2 separate regions of the Homo sapiens genome follow, and region 1 is linked to region 2. Evidence: chromatin contacts called from ENCODE Hi-C or POLR2A ChIA-PET data. All regions are on one chromosome and are shown on one strand. The core of a region is the stretch at or near the end of the contact, and the rest is flanking DNA. Distances in the headings are between cores, read along the strand shown.

Evidence for each region. Hi-C counts contacts between places; a loop is a spot of excess contacts on that map. ChIA-PET counts read pairs that join two places held with the same protein, here RNA polymerase II (POLR2A). Pooled maps may share reads with other maps.
Region 1: a pooled map shows a loop between it and region 2 (7-fold over the local background). The contact joins the promoter of LAMP3 here to the promoter of FXR1 in region 2. A Hi-C loop is called at or near these places in 1 of 37 single-sample maps with no recorded cell type and 4 of 50 pooled maps. POLR2A ChIA-PET finds 5 or more read pairs at or near these places in 1 of 52 experiments (WTC11).

The regions. Positions count from the first base shown.
Region 1 is chr3:183,161,140-183,167,514 of GRCh38, forward strand. LAMP3 (lysosomal associated membrane protein 3) reads right to left here and starts at 1,595. Exons shown (of 6, transcript NM_014398.4): 1 at 1,468-1,595. The coding sequence starts at 1,516. RefSeq lists an enhancer at 774-983 and a silencer at 1,596-1,805.
Region 2 is chr3:180,908,268-180,914,834 of GRCh38, forward strand. FXR1 (FMR1 autosomal homolog 1) reads left to right here and starts at 4,403. Exons shown (of 17, transcript NM_005087.4): 1 at 4,403-4,469. The coding sequence starts at 4,419. RefSeq lists enhancers at 3,394-4,049, 3,865-4,014, 4,585-4,674 and silencers at 4,034-4,328, 4,335-4,434.

The sequences.
Region 1 (6,375 bases), core at 345-2,844, 2.3 Mb after region 2:
TCAGTGAGGGAACTGAGCACCCGAAAGGTTGGGTGATGTGAACAAGGCCTCCCTGCTGGGAAGGGTCAGGGCAAGGGTTTGAATCCAGTTCCGTGCCACCCCTCAAAGGCCTCCACCTCTGAGGAAGAAACCTCTGATGCATCCTTCACCTAGCTCACCTCTGAGAATTTGTAGCTCAGAAAGGAACCGGTAATGTGGGCATTTTCTCTCCACTTGCCCTTGCATTTGTCAATACTCACTGTATTTTTATTTTTATTTATTTATTTTTTTTGAGACAGAGTCTCACTGTTACCTAGGTTGGAGTGCAGTGGCATGATCTTGGCTTACTGCAACCTCCGCCTCTTGGGTTCAAGTGATTCTCCTGCCTCAGTCTCCCGAGTACCTGGGATTACAGGCGCCCACAACCATGCCCGGCTAATTTCTGTATTTTTAGTAGAGGCGGGGTTTCACCGGTGGCCAGGCTAGTCTCGAACTCCTGACCTCAAGTGATCCGCCGGCCTCAGCCTCCCAAAGTGCTGGGATTGCAGGTGTGAGCCACCACGCCTGGCCTGTCAATACCATTGTGTTTCTGAGCCTATCCATCCATTCAAGGAGCGCTCACATACAGGTCACTGTGGGTTACCGCTAGGCTGAGATTGTTTTGCTTTTTTAATAGCTTGCCCTGTGGAGCGTGATGATGACTTCCTCTTCTGTCCCCTAAAAGAACCTGAAACTGTAAGTGTGAAAGTGTGGCGCAGGGGAGAACTGCCTAGGCAAGGGCAGCTGGCACGACCCTTCTCACCTCTTCCCTAACATTCCTAGCATTCATGTTACAAGCAAGGGCCACCGCGCCCCCTGCTTGAGCATGTTAGCCGGGCGGTAGGGACGGAGACAGTTCTCTCATGACGTTCGAGTAACCAGGAAACTTCATCACAGGGACAACACCACAGCACCCGAGGACTCAATGTCTAGGGGGAAAAGCTCTGGAGAAAGCGGAGGGTCGGATCATAAAATAATCATAAACTCAGCGTCCCAGACGGCATCTGGGATGGGAAGTACAATGATCATTTAAAAAAAAAAAAGTCTTTGACACTCTTCCTACACCTTTCTGAAATGGCACAATCTGTCAGACCACATCTGATGCAAGGAAAAGCAAGACAGGAGCGCTTTTCCCGGATAACAAAGCCAAGACTCCCATTCCTAAACCCTAGCTCAGGTCTCCATCTCTTAAATCCGAGTGACCTCTACAAACTCTCCCTGAGAAGGTGTCCAGAACCCTTTTGGAAGCGAGGGACAGTGTCACTGTCTTTGGGGTTGACACCTGCTCTGAGTAACTCACGGAAAACAAGTTCCAGCTGGGAAGCCCTTGGACGCGCCACACCTCCCTACCCGCAGCCCGTCCTGTGGCGCCCGGGACTCCAGAGTGCGTTTAGATGAAAGGGGACCGACACGTCAGGGCCACCGCGGGAAGCGCTGAGGGCCACTCACCGGCCAGGGACGCGAAGAGCGCGGCCGCCGCGCTGAGCTGCCGGGGCATGGTGGGCGCTGGGCGAGGTTCTGCAGCGTGCGGCGAAGTCCGGGCAGGCCCCGAATCGGTGCCAGAGAAACCTACCTGTGCCGGAGAAACGAAACCACCTGCTTATGAGAAGCAGCCGAAAAGCCCGCCCAGGGCCGCTGGGCGGGGAGGGAAACTCCGCCGGCCCCCTCCTACCCCTACGGAGCAGGGAGGGGCGGGGACTCGGCGCAGCCGCCGGGGCCCGGGCCTCTGGGACCGTTTACCGCACGCGCGTGGTCCCGGCAGCGCCGGCCTCCTCCGCTCATACCCTGGGTCTCCTCCTTTCTTTTTCTTTTCTTTTTGAGACGAAGTCTCGCTCTGTCGCCCAGGGTGGAGTGCAGTGGCGCGATCTCGGCTCACTACAACCTCTGCCTCCCGGGTTCAAGCGATTCTTCTGCCTCAGCCTCCCGAGTAGCTGGGATTACAGGCATGCACCACCACACCCGGCTAATTTTTGTATTTTTAGTAGAGACGGGGTGTCACCATATTGGCCAGGCTGGTCTCGAGCTCCTGACCTCGTGATTCGCCCGCCTCGACCTCCCAAAGTGCTGGGATTATAGACGTGAGCCACCGAGCCCGGCCAGGGTCTCCTCTTTTATTTCTTTTCTTTTTATTTCTTTTGTTTTGTTTTGTTTTGTTTTGTTTTTTGAGACAAAGTCTCGCTCTGTCGCCAGGCTGGAGTGCAGTGGCGGGATCTCGGCTCACTGCCCTGGTTCAAGCGATTCTCCTGCCGCAGCCTCCCGAGTAGCTGGGGTTACAGGCGCCCGCCACCACGCCCAGCTAATTTTTGTATTTTAGTAGAGACGGGGTTTCACCCTGTTGGCCAGGCTGGTCTCGATCTCCTGACCTTGTGATCCGCCCGCCTCGGCCTCCCAAAGTGTTGGGATTACAGGCGTGAGCCACTGCGCCCGGCCCAGGGTCTCCTCTTTTCTAACAGCTCGGGTACCTTTCTGGGAACCCAGAGACGCTTCTCAGCCGGGAGAAAGCCAGCCACTAGGCGAGCAGGAGCCTAAAAACCCCTAAGCACCCTGACTCCATGTCTTCCCAGGGAGTCTGCGGCAGCCGCGCTCCACGCCCAGGCCTCGCCAGGACCGCGGTTTGCGGGAAGCAACAGGAGCACAGCCCAGAGGCGCTAGGTCTGGCTGGGAGCTCGCGCTGCCGACTCCCCGGCGTGCGGCGTCGGGGAACCTCTAGGAGCCTTGGATTCTTCAGCTGTAAAACGGACATAATAATGCCCACTCCCAGTGTGTTTTTTTATTTTCTTTTTTCTTTTTCTTTCTTTGTTTTTGTTTGTTTGTTTTTGTTTTTGTTTTTGAGACAGGGTCTCACTCTGTCGCCCAGGCTGGAGGGCAATGGCGTGATCTCGGCTCACTGCAAACTTGGGTTCAGGCGATTCTCCTGCCTCAGCCTCCACAGTAGCTGGGATTACAGATGTGCGCCACCACGTCCGGCTAATTTTTTGTATTTTTAGTAGAGACCAGGTTTCACCGTGTTGGCCAAGCTGGTCTCAAACTCCTGACCCCAGGTGATCCGCCCGCCTCGGCCTTCCAAAGATCTGGGATTACAAGCGTGAGCCACTGTGCCTGGCCCCAGGTGGTTTTACAGACCAGAAAATCCTGGAACAAAAAACACACAATATCGTTTTTTTTTTTTTTTTGGAGTCAGGGTCTCGCTCTATCACCCAGGCTGGAGTGCAGTGGCGTGATCTCGGCTCACTGCAACTTCGACCTCCTGGCCTCAAGTGAGTCTCCCACCTTAGCCTCCTGAGTAGCTGGGACCAAAGGCGCGTGCCACCACGCCCAGCTATTTTATTTTATTTTATGTAGAGAGGAGGTCTCGCTGTGTTGCCCAGGCTGGTCTCGAGTTCCTGGCCTCAAATGATCCTCCTGCGTTAGCCAACCATTGGGATTACAGGCGTAAGCCACGGCCCACGGCTCAACAACGCTGACAGGCAACCTTTTAATGTCTTATCTCCTTCCTCTATTAATTGGATTGTCTGTCAAAACAACGATGTTTTGACAGGGCTTGAGTCCCAGTGGGGAATACACATTTAAGCAGTATATTAGGAGACCCTCCTTATCACTAGATTGAGGGCTTTCAGCCTAGCCTCAAATTATTTTCTGAAAAATAACTTTGGCTACAACTATTTTGTCTTACTATGTTGCTCCAAACACTAATCAAGTAAACTTAACCAAAGCTTGCAGTGTGTTTCAGAATGGAATTTTTATGGTGAAAAGTGAGGGTTAACTTGTGCCAGTCAACCTAGTTTCAGCAACTACCTGCTTTCTGATCTTTGAGACAGTTTATTCAAAAGACGATAATTAAGTGGGTATAGACTGTGTGCCAGGCACTCTTCTTATTCCATTTAAGCGCCATAGCCACTCTATATGGACACTGTTGTTATTATCGCTGCCCCATTTCGCAGATGGAGAAACTAAGCACAAAGAAGGGAGTTGCCCAGAGTCACTTAGATAATAAATACCGAAACCTGACCATAAATCTTGTCTGCCTTGAGAGTCTAGGATTTTAAGCACATAGCCGGGCGCAGTGGCTCACGCCTGTAATCCCAGCACTTTAGGAGGCCGAGGCGGGCGGATCACGAGGTCAGGAGATGGAGACCATCCTGGCTAACACAGTGAAACCCAGTTCTATTAAAAATATAAAAAAATTAGCCAGGCGTGGTGGCAGGTGCATGTAGTCCCAGCTACTCGGGAGGCTGAGGCAGGAGAATGGTGTGAACCCAGGAGGTGGAGCTTGCAGTGAGCGGAGATCGCGCCACTGCACTCCAGCCCGGGCGACAGAAGGAGACTCCGTCTCAAAAAAAAAAAAATAAATAAAATAAAGCTGCTCCTCTTACCCTGGAAATTCCAAGGGATTTAGGAGCTCTGTTTCAGGAACCAGGGTCAAAGACCAAGTATTAAAACAAAAGATTCTCCTAGAACTCTGGCATATAAGGATTTTAGGAGCTCTGTCTTAGAAACTGGGACAGAGACCAAAGATATATTATTATATCGCAGTATCATAGTTTATTATTTTCAAAAAACGTTTTCTGGCTGGTACAGTGGTTCATGCCTATAATCCAAGCACTTTGGGAGGCCAAGGTGGGAGGGTCACTTGAGGCCAGAAGTTCAAGTCCAGCCTGGGCAACACAGGGAGACCCTGCCACTATTAAAAATTTTTTAAATTAGCTGGGCATGGTGGCACATGCCTGTAGTCCCAGCTACTTGGGAGGCTGAAGCAGGAGGATTGCTTGAGCCTGAGAGGTCAAGACTGTAGTGAGCTGCGATCAAGCGACTGCACTCTAGCCTGGGTGACAAAGCCAGACCCTGTGTCTAAAAAAAAGAAAAGAAGAGGAAAAAAAAAGGTTTTTATTTCAACTAAGTTGTTGGATTTATTAGCATAAAGCTTTTCATAACAATCCCTTGTCTTACAATATCTGTAGTATAGGTAGTGATGTCACTTCTTTTATTACTAATATTAATAATTTGTATTTTCTCTCTTATTTCCCTGCTAATATTAATAATTTGTATTTTCTCTCTTTTTTCCCTGATAAGTTTGGCTGGAGGTTGATCAATTCTATTCATGTTTTCAAGAAAAAAAAAAAAATTTCATTTCATCGAGTTCCTTCATTGTTCTTATGTTTTCTGTTTTATTCATTTCTACCTGATCTTTATTATTTTCTTTCTTCTACTTAACTTGTGTTTTATTTGCTCCTCTTTCAATAGTTTTCAAAGATGGAACTTGCCTGGGATATCCCAGCACTTTAGGAGGCTGAGGTGGGAGGATCACCTGAGGTCAGGAGTTCAAGACCAGCCTGGCCAACATGGTGAAACTCCGTCTCTACTAAAAATACAAAAATTAGCTGGGTGTGGTGGTGGGCACCTGTGATCCCAGCTACTCGGGAGGCTGAGGCAGGAGAATCGCTTGAACCCGGGAGGTGGAGGTTACAGTGAGCTGAGATCACGCCACTGCACTCCAGCCTGGGTGACAGGAGCTAGACTCTGTCTCAAAAAAAAAAAAAGAAAAAAAAAAAGATGGAAGTTGAGGCCAGTGGTATAAAATCTTTCTTCATCTCTAATAAACAGGTTTACTGTTATGAACGTCCCTCTAATTACTACTTTAGTTGGATCCCACAAGTTTAATATGTTTTCATTTTCATATAATTAGAAAGACTTCCTAATTTCCTTTTGCTATCTCCTCGACTCATGGTTATTTAAAATAGCATTATTTCATTTCCAAACATATAGTTTTTCAGATATCTTTCTTTTATTGATTTTTAATTCCACTGTGGTTGAAAACATAATTATGGACTTAAATCTTACAAATTTATTGATATTTGTTTTTTGACCAAGACTATGGTTGGTTACATTAGTTTTCAGGACTGACATAACAAAGTGCCACAGACTGGGTAATTAAACCACAGACATTTGCTTTCTTATAATTCTGGAAACCAGACATGTGAGATCAAAGTGTCAGCCGGGTTGGTTTTTTCTTTTTCCTTTTTTTTTTTTTTTTTTGAGACAGAGTCTCTTTCTGTCACCCAGGCTGGGATGCAGTGGTGTGATCTCGGCTTACTGCAAATTCTGCCTCCCAGGCTCAAGCGATTCTCCTGCCTCAGCCTCCCGAGTAGCTGGGATTACAGGTGCCTCTCACTGCACCTGGCTAATTTTTGTATTTTTAGTAGAGACGGGGTTTCACCATGTTGGCCAGGTTGATCTCAAACTCCTGATCTCAGGTAATACACCCGCCTCGGCCTCCCAAAGTACTGAGATTACAGGCGTGAGCCACTGCACCCGGCCCGGGTTAGTTCTTTCTAAGGCCTCTCTCCTTGGCTAGTAGAC
Region 2 (6,567 bases), core at 3,153-5,652:
CTCTGTCTCAAAAAAAAAAAAAGGAAAAAGAAATAGTACTGCTTTTCAATACAGAAAACTTGGAAAATATAGAAACTCACAAAGAAGGCAGGGCATGGTAGCTTATGCCTCTAATCCCAGGACATTAGGAGGCCCAGGCAGGAGGATTGCTTGAGCCCAGGAGTCCAGGGTTGGCCTGGTTAACACAGCGAGACCCCAATCCCTATTTAAACATACATACACACACACACACACACACACACACACACACACACGCACACACACAGAAAGAGAGACAGAGAAATAAACATTCATGATGCCACTACCCTAAGAGAACCACTGTTAGCATTTTGGTAAAGTCTTTGTAATACATTTTCATGCAATATACATATATGTATCCTGTACAAAATTGGTTGCATATATAAGCTGCTTTTTACAGTTATAGACATCTTCTCATATCAGTAGATAGTCTTCTATAATTTCATTGCTAGTGGCTGTAGAAGATTCCATGGTATAGTATTTAAAAATGAAAATATCTTTTTTTTTTTGAGACAGTGTATTGCTCTGTTGCCCTGGCTGGAATGCAGTGGTGCAAACACAGCTCACTGCAGCCTCGACCTCCAGGCTCAAGCAATCCTCCTGCCTCAGCCTCCTGAGTAGCCTGGACTACAGGTGCACACCACCACGCCCTGCTAACTTTTGTCGCTTTTGTAGAGACGAGCTCTCATTATGTTGCCCAGCCTGGCTTTAAACTCCTGGCCTCAAGTGATCCCCCTGCCTTGACCTTCCAAAGTGCTGGAATTAAAGGTATGAGCCACTGTGCCCAGCCAAAAAGAACTTTTTTTTTTTTGATCAGGTAACATGCTCATTGTGAAAAATTCAGATGAGGCAAAAAATATAGACATTATATAGTTTACGTAAATCATTAGCCCATCTTCTGGAAATATCCTCTAATAATATATGGAAATATTAACTTTCAGACTTTATATATGTATATACACACTGCATATATATTTTAATATGATTATGTATGGTGTTTTGTGACATTCTTTAAAGTGAACATCTTTTTATGATGATGAAAATAGATCTACATCAAAATTTTAAAGTTTGTGTAATGTCCCATTTTGAATATTATATGGAGGCTGCAAACAGTCATTGATGTGGCACTGGAAATGGAAAGTAAGAGGGCTCAAATCGTAGTTCTGACACTTACAGCTTGTCTGATCTTACATGTGTTACTGGTTGCTATAGGGCTCAGTTGCTTAATTGAAATCACGAAGTCTACCTAGAAGAAGTAGTAAAGTGTTGGCTGGGTTCCAAATTCAAATGTTTTCGCTATGCAAGGCCTGAAGAGGGACAATACTTATTCTTTAGAGTTCAGGCAGTATGAGATGCTTTGGCCTGTGCCCAAGTGGAACTTTCGCATCCATACTCAAAATCACTCACATTGAGAACAAACAAAAAATACACTGAAAGCCAAAACAGAGAGAGAGAGAGGAGAGAAGAGAGAAGAGAAAAGGAAGAGAAGGGAGGGGAGGGGAGGACAGGAAAGGAGAGGGGAACCCATAAAGAAAAGCACACTGGGACCCTCATACACTGTTGGTGGGAATGCAAATAATGCAGCCACTTTGGAAAAGTCTGGCAATTCCTCAAAAGGTTTAAACATGGAGTTATCACGAGTCAGCAATTCCATTTCTAGCTATATACCCAAGAGAAACAAAAACATACATCTGTCTATACCAAAACATATACAGCAATTTTCATAGCAGCATTATTCCTAACAGCCAAAAAGTAGAAACAAAGCAAACTTCTATCAATTGATGAATTAATAAATAAAATGATGTGGTATATCCATACAACAGTATATTTGACAAAAAGGAATGAGTAGTAATACATTCTACAACATGGATGAAACTATAATACATTATACTAAATGAAAGAAGCCAATCATAGGCCAGGTGCAGTGGCTTACATTTGTAATCCTAGCACTCTGGGAGGCTGAGGCGGAGGCAGTGGATAACTTGAGCTTAGGAGTTCGAGACCAGCCTGGGCAACATGGTGAAACCCCATCTCTACAAAAAATACAAAGATTAGGCTAGGCGGGCGTGGTGGGTGGTGTCTGTACTCCCAGCTACTTGTGGGGCAGGGGGTTGAGGCGGGAGAATCACTTTAGTCCAGGAGGTGGAGGTTGTGGTGAGTGGAGATCAAGCCACTGCACTCCAGCCTGGGCAACAGAGTGAGACTCTGTCTCAAAAAAAAAAAAAAAGGAAAAAGAAAAAAGAAAGCCAGTCATAAAACAACACATATTCCGCGATTTCATTTATATTAAATATCTAGACTAGGCCAATCTATATAGGTAGAAAACAGGATAGTGATTTCCTAGGGCCTGGGGAGCTGGGGTTAAATCTAGAGTGAACGCTAACAGGTATGGGGTTATTTTTGCAGTGATGAAAATGTTCTAAAATTGACTGTGGTGATGGTTGCACAAATCTGTGAATATACTAAAAACTACTGAATTGTACATTATAAATGGGAGAATTATATCTAAAGAAAACTTTTTAAGAAAGCAAATGGGACATTATAATTCTGAAGGATCACAATGAGATACAATATAGAGTGTTAGCATAAGGTGCCCTTAATAAATGGTGGCTATTACTCATTGATGGGCATTTAGTTGTTTACATTTTTCTCATGATGATCAACACTTTAAAAAGAACATCCCAGCCCAGTGTGGGATGGCCAAGAGTTCAAGGTTACAGTGAGCTATGATTGTGCCACTGCACTTCAGCCTTGGCGATAGAGATCCTGTCTTAAAAAAAAAAAAAAAAATAGGCCGGGAGTGAATACATAGGCTGGGCACGGTGGCTCATGCCTGCAATCCCGAGGCAGGCAGATCATGAGGTCAGGAGTTCCAGACCAGCCTGGCCAACATGGTGAAACCCCATCTCTACTAAAAACACAAAAAGATTATCTGGGTGTGGTGGTGCGCGCCTGTAATCCCAACTACTCCGGAGGCTGAGGCAGGAGAATCACTTGAACCAGCAGGCGGAGGTTGCAGTGAGCTGAGATCTCATCACTGCACTCCAGCCTGGGCGATAGAGCGAGATTGTCTAAAAAAATAATAATAAATAAAATAAAATAAAATAAAATAAATATTGTAGTCCTAGCTACTCGGGAGGCTGAGGTGGCAGCATCACCTGAGCCTGGGAAGTCCAGGCTGCCACGTAATCACGCCACTGCACTCCATCTTGGGTAACAGAGTGAGACCCTGTCTCTAAATAAATAAATAAATAGAATATCCTGTACATAACAACAGTGAGCACTTTCACAGCCCTCATTTTTTCCCAGAATCTTCAGAGATGCAGACGTGCTCATAAAATGTTGTGTACATTTTATTTTTTTAGAATCTGAAAAACTGGGTCAGTGGGCGTTTCATGGGAAGTATAGAATGTTAGCAAAGTATCCTTTCTTAAGTTTTTCTGCGAAAACGGTAATAATGTAAGTATAACAAGGAGCACTTATAGTATTATTTTCCAAAGCCCTTGCTTAGGGAAGGAGCTTCAGTATTAAGTTGTTAAAATCCATACCCAAAGTATTTGTTATGCTTACAAAACTGGAGATGGTTCTGCTTTGATCCTATTTGCGGAAATTTGCATGCATTTAACAGAGGAAAACGTGGTCTCCTGCTCTATTAAGTTTGTCTGACTACTTTTAATAAGGCGAATTCACCTAAACTCTGTTCTAGGGTGTGAACACAATTACTTGCCCTGAAAATACTCAGTTTGACTTTTAAAGAGCTAAAGTGGTAACAGGTGGGGAGAGGGCTAGGCCAAATTGTTTGAGGGGGTGTGGAACTGTGGAATTTGAGTGAAGAGAAGGCCCAACTTTTTTTAAAAAAAGAGCGGGGCGAAATAACTTGGGGCACAACAGTATGTCTATTTTGTAGGCATCCCTCTTCCCCAGGGCAACTGGAGCCCAAAAAGTGGGTGAGAAAGCCATTCCAGGGCAGCCAGCACTTCCAGAAGTTTAAGGTCAGGATGCCGGAGCTCAGGGGAATGCCGATGCGCCGGGCAGGCTGTGCCTGGGCAGTTCATTCTGTGGCAGCTGGAGGCACTACTCGGCCGCCGCGGTGCGAACTGCGGGCACTGTGGGGCGGAGACCTAGGGGCGGGTCAACAAAGGTCGGGCGATTGTGTCTGGAGGCAAATCCGACGTAGACGGCGGCAGGCGGAGCCCAAAGCCGGTGATGCAGGGTGCGCAGGGATCCCACCTGGAGAGTCGGGGCGGCACGTTGAGACCCCAGGGGTGAAGGGCGGGGGATCCCAATCCCAGCCCTGTTTTCCCCTCCCCTTTCCCCGCCTCCTTCTCGCCCCTCCCCCCTCCTCCCCTCTGGTTGGAAAGTTTCTAGAATCTCTTCCCAGCGGCCTTTGCGGTTCCAACATGGCGGAGCTGACGGTGGAGGTTCGCGGCTCTAACGGGGCTTTCTACAAGGTACTGACCGTTTTGCCACTTTGTCGAGTGTTCTGGGTGCTGGAGCGCGTTTGAGGGAGGGTTGGTGGTCCCAGAGAGTGAGGTTTGGGGTCGGAAAGGCAGCCAGGCCAAAGCTCGAGGCCGCTGGATTCCTTGCTTCTCCCCCCTCCACCCGCGGTTTAACGGTCTCGGGGGCCGGGGCTCCGTTATGTTTTGAAACAACACGTCGGACACCTCTTGCATTTTCCTAGTTATGAACCCTCTTGGTTGCTAGTGCGGTTCTTGGCGGGCCGGTGGGAAGCAACTGAGTGGCTGCTGGGCGGCGGGAGCTCCTTCGGAGCAGGCCCGAGCTCTGGGAGGTGGGGGAGTCGTGAAAGGAGGCGGTGGGATTGTGTGGTCTCACCCGCTCCCCCGCCCCTCGAACTGGGCCGGGCGGGAGCTCCTCAGCCCGCTCCTCCGACCCCTCCCCACCCCTTGGGGCGGGTGTATCGCGGAATCTTTGGAATTCACCCTTGTATTTGAGTTTTGGGCCAACAAATCTTTAGTGTCTGAGGAGAATGGGGGTACCGGATTGAGGGTTAGGATCAAATACAGAAAAGCAGAAAACCTTGAATTGTGGCGGGTTGGAATATTTTTGCGGCCTGGGAAATTGGGCGGCGCCTTAGCCCCTCTATTACGGAAGAAAAGGAGAGTTGTGAGCTTTAAAGTAAGATTTAAAATGCGAAATGGATCAGGGAGATAGGTGGAGAGGTGACTAATTTCTTTATATCACTGCCCCTGTTTTTGGAGGGAGGTTTTGTTTTGTTTTGTTTTTTCTCCCACGAGGTTTTTTGTTTGTTTGCTTGGGAGGAAGGACATCCATTACTATGGAATCGGGGCTGAAAAACGTAAGAGGAATAGAGTAGAGGAATTTGGTGGGGCATTCAGCGTTCACATATCTGAAAATGAAATCCTAATAGTTTATTTTTTGCCACTATAGCGTTCTTTTCTCCTTATTTTCCCGAAATACGCCAGGTTGTTAGAAGATCAATACAGAATCTCCCCAGCTGTTGTCTGTCAGTCAATCTCACTAAGCCAGCATCTCAAATGTTTGAGAGTCTTGGCTATTTTTATGAAGGGCCTTCTTCTAATACATGAGTATTGTGCGTATGCAAAGTGAATTCTCACAGGTTTTCATTTCAGCGTACCTTTTATCCTATGGGTTTTTATTTTATTTGGCCACGATTTTCTATTTTCAGCATTTTGATTTTCTTTTCTTAGTTTACTGATTAGCTCTGTGGATTTGGTTTAACTGTCACGTGGTACCAGCATAATGGGGAATCACAGCGTATAAAGGATCCCCCTAAGCTTTTTGCAAGTTTAAATCTCCTTAGGTGGTAAACTTAAAGTAGGAACAGTGCCTGTTGGAAATGAGACTTTATGTTAATGCGTGAGTAGTTAACATTGACGTTCTCGGTTTAAGACTTGATGTCAGACCAATGACCTAGGTGAAATTTGAGTACATAGTTAATTGACTTTTGTTGTTATTGAAACCTGGTGGTTGCTTTCCCTGGACTACTGCAGATACAGTTCGCTGGGTAAGACGGCGAAAAGAATAGACTTATCTATGTTTTTCCTATCAATTGTAGATAAGTCGTTTTGCATCACCCCCCACCCCTTTCCCGAAAAGTTTTAAATTCTCACTATTTGGCCCTGTAGTTCTTGTATAAGGGAGGTATGCATTTTTTCTTGCATATTGGAAAAAATAAAGTGATTATTTTGCTTTATTTCATGGTTCTGCATCATGCATGTGGTAGACAACTATTTTTAGCAAAGTATATTTGTCAATAGCCTGCTATGCAAGATATTTTTTCCTTTTTTTAATAAGGTGAAGGTAATTTTAGTAAAGATTGTTTGCAGTCTTACTTTGGTTTCTCACGGTATTTTTTTTTTCCAGTCAATTCACAATGAATCAAATGTCCCCATTTTGGAACTCTGAAGTATTTATAATTGATCTCTATACATATCTACAATCTACTGCTTGTTTCTACTTAGACTTTGACTCCATTACTCATTTTGCCTCACAAAGTGAGTTGGTACTTTGACAAAGGTTGGAAAGGACACTAGCCACCTGTGTGTG